Linked DNA regions of Homo sapiens: region 2 is linked to region 1. The links are chromatin loops, found by intact Hi-C in ENCODE. Cell type or tissue: mammary epithelial cell. All regions are shown on one strand. Each heading gives the region's core, and the rest is flanking DNA. Links, peaks and the distances in the headings are about the cores only. Region 1 overlaps ITGAM (integrin subunit alpha M). Region 2 overlaps ITGAD (integrin subunit alpha D).

Region 1 (8,332 bases), core at 47-8,046:
CTTTAGGTCCCAGCCAGTACTGAGAGTCAAGGCAATCATGGAGTTCAATCCCAGGGAAGTGGCAAGGAATGTATTTGAGTGTAATGATCAGGTGGTGAAAGGCAAGGAAGCCGGAGAGGTCAGAGTCTGCCTCCATGTCCAGAAGAGCACACGGGATCGGCTAAGAGAAGGTGAGGCTTGGTGGATGAGTCTCAAGAGGTTAAACGACCGAGGACATGAATGGGTGCTGCAATCCACTCTGCCCAGCCTTCTGGCTGTCCTGAACTGAGTTCTCACAGGCTCTGACAACCTTCTCCAAGCCTTACCTGAGTGAGCAGGCTATTGTCCTGCTGGGTAGGGAAGTCCAGTGGACCTCCCTAAAGAGGTGAGCATGTGGCACTTCCTTACTCACTCAGTTCTCCAGAGAACTGAAGGCCCCATGCCTGTGAACAAACTATGTTTTTGTTTTTTAATAAACGGAGAGAAAACCTATTTGGGGAGATTGAATTGATGAAGCTAAACAGAGATTTACAAAGCACTCACATACGCATTTTATCACCAGTGACTTCTTCCCTTGTTCCTATTCTCAAAGAGTAGAACTGTGTTTGGGGTGGGAGAATAGTAATGACAATACTAAGAATAACTGTCTCTAGTAGTGACAGCACTAGGAATAACTGTCTCTAGTAATGACAGTACTAGAAAGAATTGTACCCTCTTTAAAAGTAAAATTATTAGCTAGGCATGATGGCATGTTCTTGTAGTCTCAGCTACTTGAGAGGCTGAGGTGGGAGGGGAGGATCACTTGAGCCCAGGAGGTTGAGGCCAGCCTGGGCAACATAGCAAGACCCATCCCTAAAAAATGATTACCTTTCTAGGAACAGTTTTCCTGTGCTGAGGAGATAGCATTCCAGATATGAGAGCAGCCAGCATGGCTAGAAATTAAGAGCAAAATGTTAGAGAGTAGGGAATTGAAGAAGAGGTACCCTTAAACCTACATAGAAGTCCCCCTCTACTCTTTGGCTGACTCTTAAGACACGAATGCCTAGGTCAGTACTCCAAGACACCCAGTAGAAAACAGCAACTGAAAAGCCAAAGAGCTGATCAGAGAATTCAGCAGCTCCTCAGTGCTGGGGAGACAGAGATTTGAGAGGCCTTGGTAAATACCTTGGTCTTTCCATTGAGACAACTGACTAGCAACCAAGAGAAACAATATACAATAGAAATAGACCCACAGGTGATTCAGAAATTAGAGTGATTGGATAGGAATTTTTAAAAGGTAACTATAATTAATATCTTCAAGAAAAAAGGGAAAGGATGAGAACTTCAGCAAAAACCTGGAATTCATAAAATAGAGTCAAATGGAAACTCTAGAACCAAAAATCGCACTGACTGAAATGAAGAATTCAGTAAATAGATTTATAGCAGATTAGAAGCAGAACAGAGAATTAGTGAACAAGAAGACAGTCATTTGAAAGTATCTGGATAAATATGCGATAAAAAGAAAGAAAAATACAGAAAAACACCATAAGAGATGTGTGGGATATGGTGAAAGATCTAACAAACATGTAATTGGAATTACAGAAAGTGGTGGTGGGGGAGGAGAGAGAGAGAGAGAGAAAGAAAATAGGAAAGATGGAATAGGAAAGACAGAATAGGAAAGATGGAATAGGATGGAATAGGAAAGATGCAGTAGTTAAAGAATTTCCCCAAACTGGCCAGTCACGGTGGCTCACGCCTGTAATCCCAGCACTTTGGGAGGCCGAGGCAGGTGGATCACCTGAGGTCAGGAGTTTGAGACCAGCCTGGCCAACATGGTGAAACCCCATCTCTACTAAAAATACAAAATTAGCAGGTGTGGTGGTATGCGTCTGTAATCCCAGCTACTCAGGAGGCTGAAGCAGGAGAATTGAACCTGGGAGGCGGATGTTGCAGTGAGCTGAGATCGCCCCATTGCACTCCAGTCTGGGTGACAAGAGCGAAACTCCATTTCAAAAAAAAAAAAAAAAATTCCCCAAACTGATGAAAGACATCAAGATTCTTTACAAAATCAAAGCAGGATAAATATGAAGGACATTATATCATTGTACGTTATAATCAAACTGCTGAAGACCAAAGACAAAGAGAAAAAAATTTAAAGTAGTCAGAAAAATACAATAAATTTTTTAGTGAGTGACAGAATAGCTACCATTTATTGAGCACTTATTGTATAAAAGACACTGTGCTAAATACTTGATAAGCACTATTTCATTTCCTTTTTACCATTGGGAGGGTATCATTATTATCCTCACTTTAAAAATAAAGAATGGAGGCCAGGCGCAGTGGCTCATGCCTTTAATCCTAGCGCTTTGGGAGGCTGAGGCAGGTGGATTACTTTGAGACCAGCCTGGCTAACATGGTGAAACCCCATCTCTACTAAAAATACAAAAATTAGCACGGCGTGGTGGCATGTGCCTATAATCCCAGCTACTTGGGAGGCTGAGGCAGGAGAAACGCTTGAACCTGGGAGGCAGAGGTTGCAGTGAGCTGAGATGGCACCACTGCACTCCAGCCTGGGCAAGAGAGTGAGATTCTGTCTCAAAAAAGAAAATAAAAAATAAAAAGAAAGGAAGGAAGGAAGAAGGGAAGGAAGGAAAGGAAGGAAAGTAGGAAAGGAAGGAAAGGAAGAAAAGGAAGGAAGGAAGAAGGGAAGGAAGGAAAGGAAGGAAAGTAGGAAAGGAAGGAAAGGAAGAAAAGGAAGGAAGGAAAGGAAAGGAAAAAAGGAAGGAAGGAAGGAAAGGGAGGAAGAGAGCGAGGAAAGAAAGAAAGAAAGAAAAAGGAAGGAAGGAAGGAAAGAAGACTCAGAGAAGTCAGATAACATACCCCAAGTCACACAGCTGAGAAGCAGAGGAGCTGGGCCTTGAACTCCCATCTGCCGGGTTCCGAGGCTCAGGCCCCTCACTGCTGTGCCACCCTGTCCCTTCAGGACAGATCCAGAGTGTTGTGACTTATGACCTGGCTCTGGACTCCGGCCGCCCACATTCCCGCGCCGTCTTCAATGAGACAAAGAACAGCACACGCAGACAGACACAGGTCTTGGGGCTGACCCAGACTTGTGAGACCCTGAAACTACAGTTGCCGGTGAGCAGGCTAGTGGCCAGACCCCTGGGTCTTCCAAGCATGGAGTGGGCTTGGGGAGCTGAGGAGGGCAGATCCCCAAATCCCGGCTATCTCTTAGAATTGCATCGAGGACCCAGTGAGCCCCATTGTGCTGCGCCTGAACTTCTCTCTGGTGGGAACGCCATTGTCTGCTTTCGGGAACCTCCGGCCAGTGCTGGCGGAGGATGCTCAGAGACTCTTCACAGCCTTGGTGAGTCCAGAGTTGGGGTCCTGCAGGGGTGTGGAAGAGACCAGAGACCAAGGTGGTTGAAACTCATTTTATTTGATTGCATCTAATTTTACTTCAACATTTGATTTTATTGTTTAATTTCACAATACTTGGTTATTTTCTTTCCTTTCATTTGATCATATTTATTTTTTAAAAGTTTCCCTTTGAGAAGAATTGTGGCAATGACAACATCTGCCAGGATGACCTCAGCATCACCTTCAGTTTCATGAGGTGAGTTTCCTTTCCTCCTCACCTCCTCCAGAGAAGGACCCGTACCATGACCCGCTCTTTTCTCCTCCTGGCCCCCAAGGGAGCCGGGTGTTCCTGGGCTATAAGGTCCGGTGTGGCTGCCCCTCCACTGTTGTCTCTTCATCAAGTGTCTGCGTCTCTGTTCTGCTGGAGCAGGCTTGCCACAGGGAAGCCCAGCGCCCCATCCCCCGGCCTGTCTTCTTCTTCCCACAGCCTGGACTGCCTCGTGGTGGGTGGGCCCCGGGAGTTCAACGTGACAGTGACTGTGAGAAATGATGGTGAGGACTCCTACAGGACACAGGTCACCTTCTTCTTCCCGCTTGACCTGTCCTACCGGAAGGTGTCCACGCTCCAGGTAGCCACATCCTTCTCAGGCTCTATCTGACCTTTGCTTCCCCATCCTCACGGCCGGAGGTGGATATCACCGCCTTTGCCTCCCCTGCCTTCCAGAACCAGCGCTCACAGCGATCCTGGCGCCTGGCCTGTGAGTCTGCCTCCTCCACCGAAGTGTCTGGGGCCTTGAAGAGCACCAGCTGCAGCATAAACCACCCCATCTTCCCGGAAAACTCAGAGGTCAGAACTCCTGGCTCCTCCCCTCCTTTTCTCTTTGATTTCTTTGGGGATTCTTTTCTTCTTCTTCTCTTCTTTAGTAGTGGTTCCTTTTTGTACAAAACAGCTTTATTGAGATATAATTCATATACCATCCAATTCACCTATTTAAAGCATACATTTCAAGCCCGGCACAGTGGCTCATGCTTGTAATCATAGCACTTTAGGAGGTCGAGGCAGGAGGATCGCTTGAGCCCGAGAGTTTGAAACCAGCCTGGGTGACACGGCGAGACCCTGTCTCTACAAAAAATGTAAAAATTAGCTGGGCGTGGTGGTGCACACCTGTAGTCCCAGCTACTCGGGAGGCTAGGGTGGGAGGATCGTCTGGGCCTGGGAGGTTGAGGCTGCAGTGAGCTATGATCACACCACTGCACTCTAGCCTAGGCGACAGAGTGAGACCCTGTCTTGAAAATAAATAAAATGAAATAAAATAAAATAAAGTATACAGTTCAGTGGCTTTGAGTGAATTCATAGGGTCTTGCATCCGTCATCATGATCCATTTTGGAACATCTTCATTACCTCACAAAGAGCTTCTGTTCCCGTTGGCCCTCAGCCCCAGTCCTCCCATATCCCCCAGCCCTATGCAACCACTAATCTACTTTGTCTATAGATTTGCCTATTCTGGACATTTCATATAAATGAAATAATCCCGTATGTGATCCTTTCCCTAGCATAATATTAAGCAAGGACTTAGCAAGGATCATTCATGTCGTAGTATATGTCAGTACCTCATTGCTTTAAAAAAATTGTTTTTAAATTTTTTATATATATTTTTGAGATGGAGTTTCACTTCGTTGCCCAGGCTGGAGTGCAGTGGTGCAATCTTGGCTCACTGCAACCTCTGCCTCCCAGGTTTAAGCAATTCTTGTGCCTCACTCTCCCAAGTAGCTGGGGTTACATGCGCCCGCCACCACACCCAGCTAATTTTTGTATTTTTAGTAGATACAGGGTTTTGCCATGTTGGCCAGGCTGGTCTCGAACTCCTGACCTCAGGTGATCCACCTGCCTCAGCCTCCCAAAGTGCTGGGATTACAGGTGTGAGCCACCGCACCTGGCCTTCATTGCTTTTTATTTGGTGAACAATATCCTGTTGCATGGATGGGCCATATTTCATGTCTCCATTAATCAGATGACGGGCATTTGGGTTATTTTTTCTCTCATATTTCTGTCATTGTCTCTCCTTTCTCTCACTCCAGGTCACCTTTAATATCACGTTTGATGTAGACTCTAAGGCTTCCCTTGGAAACAAACTGCTCCTCAAGGCCAATGTGACCAGGTGCTCTCTGCTACCAGGCTTCTGCAGGCAGTTGCCCGTCTGACGCCCCAGCCCCTGGCCCATGGTGGGCCTTTGCCCTTTGCCCACTGGTTCTCCCTTCAACTCATTTGTTCACTCAGCAAACACTCACTGACCACCCACCACGTGCTGGGCCTTGTGCTGAGTGCTGGTGGGATGGTGGTGGATCAGACGATAGTGGTTCCTGCCCTCTCGGAGATGATAATTTAGTGGCAAAGACAGACAAGAAATCTAGCCATTAATCTTGCATCCATCTCAAATCCAGTATGAGATGCAAGATTAGATGGGGGACGGCCAGTGTTCTTGGGAGTTTGGTGTTCAGAGAAGATTCCTAAAGAAAATATATTTAGGAGCTGGGCGTGCTGGCTCAAGCCTGTAATCCCAGCACTTTGGGAGGCTGAGGCAAAACAATTGCTCGAACCCAGGAGTTCAAAATCAGCCTGGACAACATATCAATACCCTGTTTCTACAAAAAAAAAAAAATACAAAAATTAGCCAGGCATGGTGGTGCATGCCTGTAATCCCAGCTACTCAGGAGGCTGAGGCACAAGAATTGCTTGAGCCTGGAAGATTGAGGCTGCAGTGAGCTGAGATGGTGCCACTGCACTCCAGCCTGGGCAATAGAGTGAGACCCAGTGTCAAAATAATAATAATAATAATAATAATAAAAAATAAAAGGGAAAAAAAGAAAATATATTTAGACAAAGCAAAGGCATGAACTGAGGGCGGGCATGAAGACAGAAGGCAGGAAGCAGATACCAGGGACGGGAAGATCAGGGTGTGTTTAAGAGTGGCCTCAGCATGAAATGCAGGGCTGAAGGAGTTGGTGGTGGTTAGATACAGGCCATGTCCCAAAATGACTGACGGGTGTTGTTTGGGATTTGCAGTTTCGCCTCTGGGAGTGACATAATCATATTTGCATGTTAGAACGATCACTCTTCAGGAGGGCTGGCGATTGGGGTGGGAGCAGGTGTGAATTCAGGGGACCAGTTAGAAGAAGGTGGTTGCAGACATCCAGCTGGAGAGGGATGGGCCTGGGCTAGGCGGGGGCAGGGGTTGGAGAACAGTGGGGTTTCAGATGCAGAGATAACAGAACTTGGTGGCTGATTGGAGGCAGGGAGTGAGGGAGAGGGAGGAGCAAAGACTAACTGTCAGTTCTCAAGAGCCGGCTGGAGCTCTTTCTTTCCCTCCAGTGAGAACAACATGCCCAGAACCAACAAAACCGAATTCCAACTGGAGCTGCCGGTGAAATATGCTGTCTACATGGTGGTCACCAGGTGCTGGCTTCCAGGACTTTAGCTGAGCCTCCACTTCTGGGCTGGACATGGCTGATTGTGCATCTGTGTGCATGAGTCTGTGCATGTGTGTGTGTGTGAGAGTCTGAGGATCTCTGTGCATGTATGTGTGCATGGGTGTGTATTTGGGCATGGGTGTGTGAGTGTGATGATCTATGTGCATGTTTGTGTGCATGGACGTGTATTTGTGCATGTGTGTGTCTGAGGATGTATCTGCATGTGTGTATGTGTGCATGGGCGTGTATTTGTGGATGTGAGTGTGATCTATGTGTGTGTGCGTGCATGGGTGTGTATTTGTGCGTGTGTGTGAGGATCCTTGTGCATGGGTGTGTATTTGTGCATGTGTGTGTGAGGATCTATGTGCATGTGTGTCTGGGCATGGGTGTGTGTGCATATGTGTGTGTCTGAGGATATATGTGCATTGTGTGCATGGGTGTGTATTTGTGCATGTGTGTGTATGAGGATCTGTGTGCCTGGGTGTGTATTTGTGCGTATGTCTGAAGGTCTATGTGCATGCGTGTGCGCATGGGTGTGTATTTGTGCATGTGTGTGTGTGAAGGTCTATGTGCATGTGTGTGCGCATGGGTGTGTATTTGTGCATGTGTGTGAGGGTCTATGTGCATGTATGTGTGCATGAGTGTGTATTCGTGCATGTGTGTGTGTCTGAGGATCTATGTGCATGTATGTGTGCATGGGTGTGTATTTGTGCGTGTGTGTGTCTGAGGGTCTGTGTGCATGTGTGTATGTGCTCATGGGTGTGCATTTGTGCACGTGTGTGTGAGTGGCCCAAATGGGCACGCACTGTGTGTCCAGCACACATTGGTTCCCCCATCCCCCTGCACCCCACCCCATCTCCACCCCCCAGGACTTCATACCCATTACCCATGTGCCTGTTCGCTCCTTACACACTTAGCCTGAGACACCCTCCCAGGGCACCCCTCATGTTTTGTCACCTCCTGTCCCTTTTTTCTCCCTTCAGCCATGGGGTCTCCACTAAATATCTCAACTTCACGGCCTCAGAGAATACCAGTCGGGTCATGCAGCATCAATATCAGGTGGGCAGCTGGGACGTCTGGGTCCTGAGAAGGAGGCTGGGGAGGAAAATCGATGGTAGAAAATGCAGAAACAGGGATGGGAAATGTGCGCAAGGCACCTGTGGTGTGCCAGGCTTGGTTCCACGCTGCTATCACTCAGTATGCACACATACACGCACGTATGTATGTGACATGCACGCACGTAGTTATCTTGTATTACCTTCGTAGCGACTCTGTGGGGCACTGTCATGATCCCCAGTTTACAGATGAAGAAACTGAGGCTCAGAGAGGTTTACAGAACAAGCTCGAGGTCTCCCACCGAGTAAGTGGGAGAGCTAGGACTGGAGACCAGGCCGTGTGGCACTGGAATGCGTATTACATGTACACTCTACTCTCTCAAACAGGAAGGGGCAGGACGCCCGGGCCTATGGCCTGCCCCGTGGGGAGGGGAGGCTGATTCTCCAGGCTGGTGGGGGAGGAAGGCCAGAGCCCTGACCCCGCCCTCCC
Region 2 (8,332 bases), core at 62-8,061, 95 kb after region 1:
TTAATGAATAATATTAAACAAACCATAGAGTTAACATCCAGATCAAGAAATAAATCACTGCTAGCATCCCCAGAACCCCCTCCCTGTTTACCTTTCCCCATCACAGCTCCATCCTGTCCCCAAAGGTCATCACTATTCTGACTTTGTGGTCATTTCCTTGTATCTCTCTCTCTCTCTCCTTCCCCCCTCCCTCCCCCCTCCCTCCCTCCCTTACTTCCTCCCTCCCTCCCTCCCTCCCTCTTTTTTTTGAGACTGAGTCTTACTCTGTCACCCAGGCTGGAGTGCAGTGGCACAATCACCACTCACTGCAGCCTAGACCTCTTGGGCTCAAGCAATCCTCCCACGTCAGCCTCCCAAGTAGCTGGGACTACAGGTGCATGCCACTACGCCCAGCTAATATTTATTTATTTATTTATTTATTTATTTATTTATTTATTTATTTTTTAGAGACAGGGTCTCACCATGCTGCCCAGGCTGGTCTCAAACTCCTGGGCTCAAGTAATCCTCCCACCTCAGCCCTTAAAGTGCTGAGATTACAGGTGTGAACCACCACACCTGACCATATTGTTTCTGTGTGTGGGTCTTATTTAAGAAACACTTCCAGGTTATGAAAATAGCCCCCTATATTATATTCCAAAAGCTTCATGGTTTTGCTTTTTCACATTTAAGTATTTAATCCAGTTGGAATTTATTTTAATTTATGGAGTGAGGTAGGGATCCAATTTCTTTTTCTTCTTTCTCCTCCTCTTCCTCTTGTACTTTCTTTACTTTTCTTCTGCTTTTTAAAAAATTTTTTGTATGGGTCAATTTTCCTGGCATTGATGGAAATTGATTGAAAAGTCTGTCCTTGGCCGGGTGCAGTGGCTCACACCTGTAATCCCAGCACTTTGGGAGGCCAAGGCGGGTGGATCACCTGAGGTCAGGAGTTTGAGACTGGCCTGGCCAACATGGTGAAACCCCATTTCTACTGAAAATACAAAAATATTAGCCAGGCATGGTGGCAGGCACCTGTAATCCCAGCTACTCAAGAGCCTGTGGCAGGGGAATTGCTTGAACCCAGGAGGTGGAGGTTGCAGTGAACCACGATCATGCCATTGCACTCCAGCCTGGGTGACAAGAGTGAAATCCGTCTCAAAAAAAAACAACAACAAAAAAAGAAAAGTCTGTCATTTTCCCTAGTGCTCTGCAGTGCCACCACTGCTGTGTATCAAGCCCACACATGCATGCGGGTAACTTCTTAAAATTCATTCTCCTCCCCTAGAAGCAGCCCCATCAGAGTGCCCTGCGCCTGGCATGTGAGACAGTGCCCACTGAGGATGAGGGCCTAAGAAGCAGCCGCTGCAGTGTCAACCACCCCATCTTCCATGAGGGCTCTAACGTCAGTGCTTCTCCCTAAATCCCCATCACTGTCCTCCCTTGTCCCAATCTGTCCCTCACTCTGCCATGCCCTTCCTTTTATCCCCATTCTTTCCTTCTTCTTCCCTCAGGGCACCTTCATAGTCACATTCGATGTCTCCTACAAGGCCACCCTGGGAGACAGGATGCTTATGAGGGCCAGTGCAAGCAGGTGGGTCCAGGCCAGGGTATCCCCCACCCTCCATCGCATGCCCCGGCTAGAGACCCCTCTCCTGGATTCCTTCCCATTGGTCCCTCCTTTCTGTCTCCAGTGAGAACAATAAGGCTTCAAGCAGCAAGGCCACCTTCCAGCTGGAGCTCCCGGTGAAGTATGCAGTCTACACCATGATCAGCAGGTGCCCAGTCCCTGGCCTTCCCCTTGGACCTCTGGCCTTCCTCTATGCCTGGTACTCCTTCTGAGTCCCAGCCTGCTCTTCCAATGATGCACATCTAAGCTCTCCTGTTTTGGGATGCCTTTGTGGGTGAATGGCCATATATAATGACATTTATGCTGCATAAAGATGTTTCTGGGCTGGGCGCGGTACCTCGCGCCTGTAACCCCAGCACTTTGGGAGGCTGAGGCAGGTGGTTCACCTGAGGTCAGGAGTTCGAGACCAGCTTGGCCAACATGGTGAAACCCCATCTCTACTAAAAATACAAAATAAATTAGCTGGGCGTGGTCATGCGTGCCTGTAATCCCAGCTACTTGGGAGGCTGACGCAGGAGAATCACTTGAATCCGGGAGGCGGAGGTTGCAGTGAGCCGAGATCATGCCACTGCACTCCAGCCTGGGTGACAGAGGGAGACTCTGTCTCAAAAAAAAAAAAAAAAAAAATTAGCTGGGCCTGGTGGCGCATGCCTGTAATCCCAGCTACTCAGGAGGCTAAGGCAGGAGAATCTCTTGAACCTGGGAGGCGGAGGTTGCAGTGAGCTGAGATTGTGCCACTGCACTCCAGCCTGGGCAATAGAGCAAGATTCTGTCTCAAACAAAAAAAAAAAAAAAAGGTGTTTTTGTCAACAGTGGACCCACATTTACTACGGGTGGTCTCCTAAAATTATAACGGAGTTGAAAAATCTCCTAATGATGTCATAGCAGTTGTAACATTGTAGTGCAACTCATTGCCTTTTTTATGTCTAGATACACAAATACTTTCCATTGTGTTACAATTGCCTACAATATCCAGTACAGTAACACGCTGCATGGGTTTGTAGCCCAGGAGCAATAGGCTATACCATATCACCTAGCTGTGCAGTAGGCTCTACCATCTAGGTTTGCATAAGTGCAACCTATGATGTTTGCACAATGATGAAATTGCCTAAGGCCGGGCGCAGTGGCTCACACCTGTAATCCCAGCACTTTGGGAGGCTGAGGCAGGCGGATCACCTGAGGTCAGGAGTTCAAGACCAGCCTGGCCAACATGGCGAAACCTTGTCTTTACTAAAAACGCAAACATTAGCCAGGCGCAGTGGCACACGCCTGTAATCCCAGCTACTGGGGAGGTTAAGGCAAGAGAATCGCTTGAACTTGGGAGGCGGAGATTGCGGTGAGCTGAGATCGCGCTGCTGCATGCCAGCTCAGGGGTGACAGATTAAGGCTCTGTCTCAAAAAAAAAAAAAAAAAAAGAAAAAAAAAGAAAAGAAAAAGAAATTGCCTAACGATTAATTTCTTGGAATGTATCCTTGGTGTATTTGTACCCTAATAATATATACCATAGCTCTTGCTGCTTCTCTCAAATCGACTTGCTGGTGGGACACACACACATTGCCACCACTGTGCCTTTCCCCCTCTCCCTCTAAAAGGAAGGCTTCCTTTTTTAACATGAAACAAATTCTGTCCTTTGTATTAAATGTGAATGTGCTGAAGCAAAGCTGCTACATGGAGATCAAGGCTTTTCTGAGCACCCTGAATTGGGGAGCTTGTGCCCAACAGGATATGGTCTGTCACCACACAGAGGAAAGGAAAGGTCAGGTTTCTATAAAACTCAGAGTGGGGCAGAGGTGTGAGAAACTGTTGGGAAGGTCTCTTAAGAGCCTGGCCAAGGCAGCGCAGGAAAGGCAAGTGTAGGGCTGAAGGCAAGAGGGTTCTGCAGGTGGTGGAGGCACAGGGGCAGGCGAGGCTGGATGCAGAGCAAGGCATCCCATACACTGGGCTGAAAGACTGTAACACTGCTGTGGGACAAAGTTTGCTGCTATTGCTTTTTTTTTTTTAGACGGAATCTCACTCTTTCACCCAGGCTGGAGTTCAGTGGTGCAATCTGGGCTCACTGCAACCTCCACCTCCCAGGTTCAAGTGATTCTCCTGCCTCAGCCTCCCGAGTAGTTGGATTACAGGCATGCACAACCACATCTAGCTAATTTTTTGTTTGTTTGTTTGTTTGTTTTTGAGATGGAGTTTCACTCTTGTTGCCCAGGCTGGAGTGCAATGTTGCGATCTCAGCTCACTGAAATCTCCGCCTCCCAGGTTCAAGTGATTCTCCTGCCTCAGCCTCTCGAGTAGCTGGGACTACAGGCATGTGCCACCATGCCTGGCTAGTTTTGTATTTTTAGTAGAGACAGGGTTTCACCATGTTGGTTAGGCTGGTCTTGAACTCGTGACCTCAGGTGATCCACCCCCACCCGAGGGCCTCCCAAAGTGCTGGGATTACAGGCATGAGCCACCACACCTGTCCACTGTTGCTTCTGATGTATTAAGTTGTTAGGGGAAGGAGCGAGGGAGATCAAGCAGTGTCATTGTCCTTTCAAGCCACATGTAGGTTTCCCTTTCTATCCACAGGAAAATACTTACAATAAGAGCTTACAGTTATATATACCCATGTCAGGCACGTTTTATGTTGCTGTTGTTTTATGGTGGTTTTCTTACACCATCTTAAGTACTTTATATGTATTTACATTTATTTAATCCTACCAATAATTATATTGTTATCCCTATTTTCACCAACAAAGACATCAAGAAGTGAAATACTTTGTTCCTGTCAATCTCCAAGTGGGCAGCAGAACCAGGAATCAGACCCAGACGGTTTGGCTGCAGAGCCCATGCCCATGGCCATACATGGCATGCCTCTCCAAGGACTGGGGAAAGCTGGGTGGTTTACTTAGATCTGAAAACAGGCTTAGGCTGCGCACGGTGGCTCGTGCCTGTAATCCCAGCACTTTGGGAGGCCAAGTGCTGGGATTACAGGCATGAGTGGGAGGATGGCTTGAGCCCAGGAGTTTAAGACCAGCCTGGGCAACATAGTGAGAACCCATCTCTACCAAAAAAAAAAAATTAAAAATGAAAATAAAATAAAACTTTAAAAATGAAAAGAGGTTTAGAACTAGATTTTAAGATGAGAAAACAGAAGCATAGAGAGAAGGGTTTGGGGTGGGGGGCACAGAGGAAAACCGGCATACTTAGGGAAAAATAAACCTTAAGATTTATGGAGGAGTCCCTGTGTGCTGGGCACTACCAAGCCCTGGTCACAACTCTACTACAGGGAGGTTGCTACGGTTTGCATCCCCATTTTAAAGAGTGAAAAGCTACAGTTTCCAGAGACGTGAAGTGGCTTGCCTCAGTGACTCAGGTAGGAAGTGGTCGACCTGAGATGTGAACCTAGGCGGTTTGACACTGGAGCCCATGTTTTTAGTCATCAGGCTGATGGGGGGTGGACTGCTGGGGCTGTTTCTGTGTGGCTGGTCTGGCTGCTGCATGCGAGGTGCAGGCCCCTCTGCTGGTCTGCTTACTTTTGCTTTTTGTTTGTTTTGAGACAGGGTCTCACTCTGTCACCCAGGCTGGAGGGGAGTGGTGTGAACATAGCTTACTGCAGCCTCGACCTCCCAGGCTCAAGCAATCCTCCTGCCTCAGCCTCCTGAGTAGCTGGGACCACAGGCGTGTGCCACCACTTGCAGCTAATGTTTGTATTTTTTTTTTTTTTTGCAGAGACGAGGTCTCTCTGTGTTGCCCAGGCCAGTCTTGAACTCCTGGGCTCAAGCGATTCTTCTGCCTTAGTCTCTCTAAGTGTTGGGATTACAGGCGTGAGCCACCTCGCCTGGCCAGCTTGCTCATTTTTACTAAAACTTTAGATGTTAAGTGGTGAGAGGGCAGGGAGTTATGGCTTAACTTGAATCCCCAGTGCCAACCACACAGCCTGTGTTTGCTGAAGGAAGTTTGGGTGGAAAGACCCCACCTGCTGCCTGGAACACTGATGTCCCTTCCACAGGCTTGTGCACAGGCACTATCTTCCTTCACATTTACTCACCTGCCCCAGGACAGCCGAATCTATTTTCTTCATTCCCACCATGAAGGGGCCCTCACTCCATGTCTTCCTGAGTGATCCAGCTCTCATTCCTAGAGTCCCCTTAGGCTAACTTGTTCTGCTACAATCTCTGTAAGCATTACCAGAGGCCAAACACTACCTATTAGAGAAAGCAATGCAAACGCCTTTGCCCCATGTAGGAGACATGAGGTTTAAGTTGGGTCTTTAAGTGTAAATTTCCAAAACTGGAGACAGTAAGAACGTTCCAAGGAGAAGAGCTTGAGCAAAGTCATGAGGCTATGAAAGAGCCAGCGGTGTGCATGGCAGAGCTAGTGGATCTGGGTGATGGGGGCAAGGGACATCGGAGGGAGGGGAGCTGAAGCCGAGGCAGCAAAGGTTATGTGGGACCATCTTTTACTTATTTACTTTGAATAGGGACAGGGTCTCACGATGTTGCCCCAGCTGGTCTGGAACTCCTGGGTTCAAGAAACCCTCCTGCCCCAGCCTCCCAAAGTGCTGGGATTACAGGCATGAGCCACTGTGCCCGGCCAAATAATGTCCATCGTTATTTCCCTGAGACATCTGCCCAGCCCAACAGAGCTCTCTGCAGTAGGACAGGGCACAACTGGGGACAGTTTCAGGGCTGTTTTTCACCCACAGGCTCTCTCTCCAGGCAGGAAGAATCCACCAAGTACTTCAACTTTGCAACCTCCGATGAGAAGAAAATGAAAGAGGCTGAGCATCGATACCGTGTGAGAGTCTAGGGAGTATCCATGTCTGCCTTCCACGTTGTGGATAAAGTTGGAAGTTGGTGGAGAAGATGGAGAGGAGCCTTGGGGTAGGGCCAGGAGGGAAGTAGGATTTGGAAGGCTCCAGAGACCACAATAACACTCTGCCTTGATTTCCTGCAGGTGAATAACCTCAGCCAGCGAGATCTGGCCATCAGCATTAACTTCTGGGTTCCTGTCCTGCTGAACGGGGTGGCTGTGTGGGATGTGGTCATGGAGGCCCCATCTCAGGTACCCGCCTATCTCTCCTCTTTCTTCAGACTGACATCCCACAGCACAGCACTCCCTCTTACCAGGGACATGTTGCTCATTCTGTGGCTAAGTGCTTCTTTCTCTTCCCAGAGTCTCCCCTGTGTTTCAGAGAGAAAACCTCCCCAGCATTCTGACTTCCTGACCCAGATTTCAAGAAGTCCCATGCTGGTGAGAAAGTCCCTGAACCCCCACCGCCAAGATCAGCCCCCACCGGGGATACTGGGAAATGTACTGCTAGGCCACAGAGTTCCGTGCATGTCCTGTAACTGCTCATCTGTTCCCCACCCCAAACCTGACCATATTTTTTCCTATGGCTCCCTCCTCAGGGAAGAACCCCTCAGTTTCACCCCTCTTCTGCCCCCAGGACTGCTCCATTGCTGACTGCCTGCAGTTCCGCTGTGACGTCCCCTCCTTCAGCGTCCAGGAGGAGCTGGATTTCACCCTGAAGGGCAATCTCAGTTTCGGCTGGGTCCGCGAGGTGTGTGGGGGCAGCGGCAGAGCCCCTGCCCCAGACTCAGGCAGGACCTGGCATGTCTGTGCCCATCTGCAAGCCAGGGCACCCCCGAAGCTCTGAGCCTCCCCCAGAGCCAGTTCCACAGGTTTCCCCCAACCCCTTTGCAGACATTGCAGAAGAAGGTGTTGGTCGTGAGTGTGGCTGAAATTACGTTCGACACATCCGTGTACTCCCAGCTTCCAGGACAGGAGGCATTTATGAGAGCTCAGGTAGAGACCATGTGGAGGGCAGCGACCAGCTGGAAAGAGGACCCCTAGGGCTACATCTGTGGTGCTGGGTGGGGGGTTTGCAAGCCTTGCGGGAGGAGGGTGAAAGTCTCTGGGCAGGACAGCTGTCCCTAAGGGCACGGGTGCTACTGTGTCTCACTCCTTGGAGCAGAGCCTCAGAAAGGAGGGGAGAGAGTTAAAGGTTGCGGAACCTGGGAGGCATCTGGGATGGCATGAGGCCGGATGCTCTCTGATCTCTAAATCAGATGGAGATGGTGCTAGAAGAAGACGAGGTCTACAATGCCATTCCCATCATCATGGGCAGCTCTGTGGGGGCTCTGCTACTGCTGGCGCTCATCACAGCCACACTGTACAAGGCAAGTGTTTTATCCAACTCTTTTTTTTTTTTTTTTGAGATGGAGTTTCCACTCTTACTGCCCAGGCTGGAGTGCAATGGCATGATCTTGGCTCACTGCAACCTCCACCTCCCGGGTTCAAGTGATTCTCCTGTCTCAGCCTCCCGAGTAGCTGGGATTACAGGTGGACTGCACCATGCCCGGCTAGTTTTTTGTATTTTTAGTAGAGATGGAGTTTCATCATGTTGGCCAGGCTGGTCTCGAACTCCTGACTTCAGGTGATCCGCCCACCTTGGCCTCCCAAAGTTCTGGGATTACAGGTGTGAGCCACCTCATCCGGCCTTATCCCATTCTTGACACCACCAGCATCCAACCCAAGCCCTCCTACAGACTGGCTGATATAGTGAGAACTCAGACTGTGGAGGCAGACAGGCCTGGACACACATTTTGGCTCTATCATGTACTCACTGTTTAATGTTAGGCAAGTTGCTCCACCTCTCTAAGCCTGTTTCTCTCTTTCTTTTTTTTCTTTTGAGATGGAGTCTCACTCAGTTGCCTAGGCTGGGGTGCAGTGGCACAATCTCAGCTC

The links. A loop is a pair of places that touch in the nucleus more often than their neighbours do. Peaks named below come from ENCODE experiments on the same cell type or tissue, not always from the same donor. Only the 100,000 strongest peaks of a DNase experiment are listed, where the experiment ranks them.
Region 2: a loop joins it to region 1, with 2.9 times the contacts of the local background. A loop is called at or near these places in 2 of 110 quality-filtered maps.

Annotation. Positions count from the first base shown.
Region 1 is chr16:31,321,458-31,329,789 of GRCh38, forward strand. ITGAM (integrin subunit alpha M) reads left to right here. Exons shown (of 30, transcript NM_000632.4): 16 at 7-170; 17 at 2,942-3,096; 18 at 3,194-3,325; 19 at 3,501-3,574; 20 at 3,806-3,947; 21 at 4,043-4,165; 22 at 5,399-5,478; 23 at 6,690-6,773; 24 at 7,771-7,846. Among named protein-coding and RNA genes, the nearest start is that of ITGAX, 30 kb to the right of the region's middle. RefSeq lists a silencer at 3,858-4,085. In mammary epithelial cell, for the core only: no CTCF peak of the experiment used is centred there; no DNase peak of the experiment used is centred there.
Region 2 is chr16:31,416,814-31,425,145 of GRCh38, forward strand. ITGAD (integrin subunit alpha D) reads left to right here. Exons shown (of 30, transcript NM_005353.3): 21 at 1,262-1,378; 22 at 1,488-1,567; 23 at 1,668-1,751; 24 at 6,301-6,379; 25 at 6,539-6,646; 26 at 6,758-6,835; 27 at 7,032-7,145; 28 at 7,289-7,390; 29 at 7,654-7,764. Among named protein-coding and RNA genes, the nearest start is that of COX6A2, 7.4 kb to the right of the region's middle. In mammary epithelial cell, for the core only: no CTCF peak of the experiment used is centred there; a DNase peak (open chromatin) is centred at 4,978; H3K27me3 peaks cover 387 bases.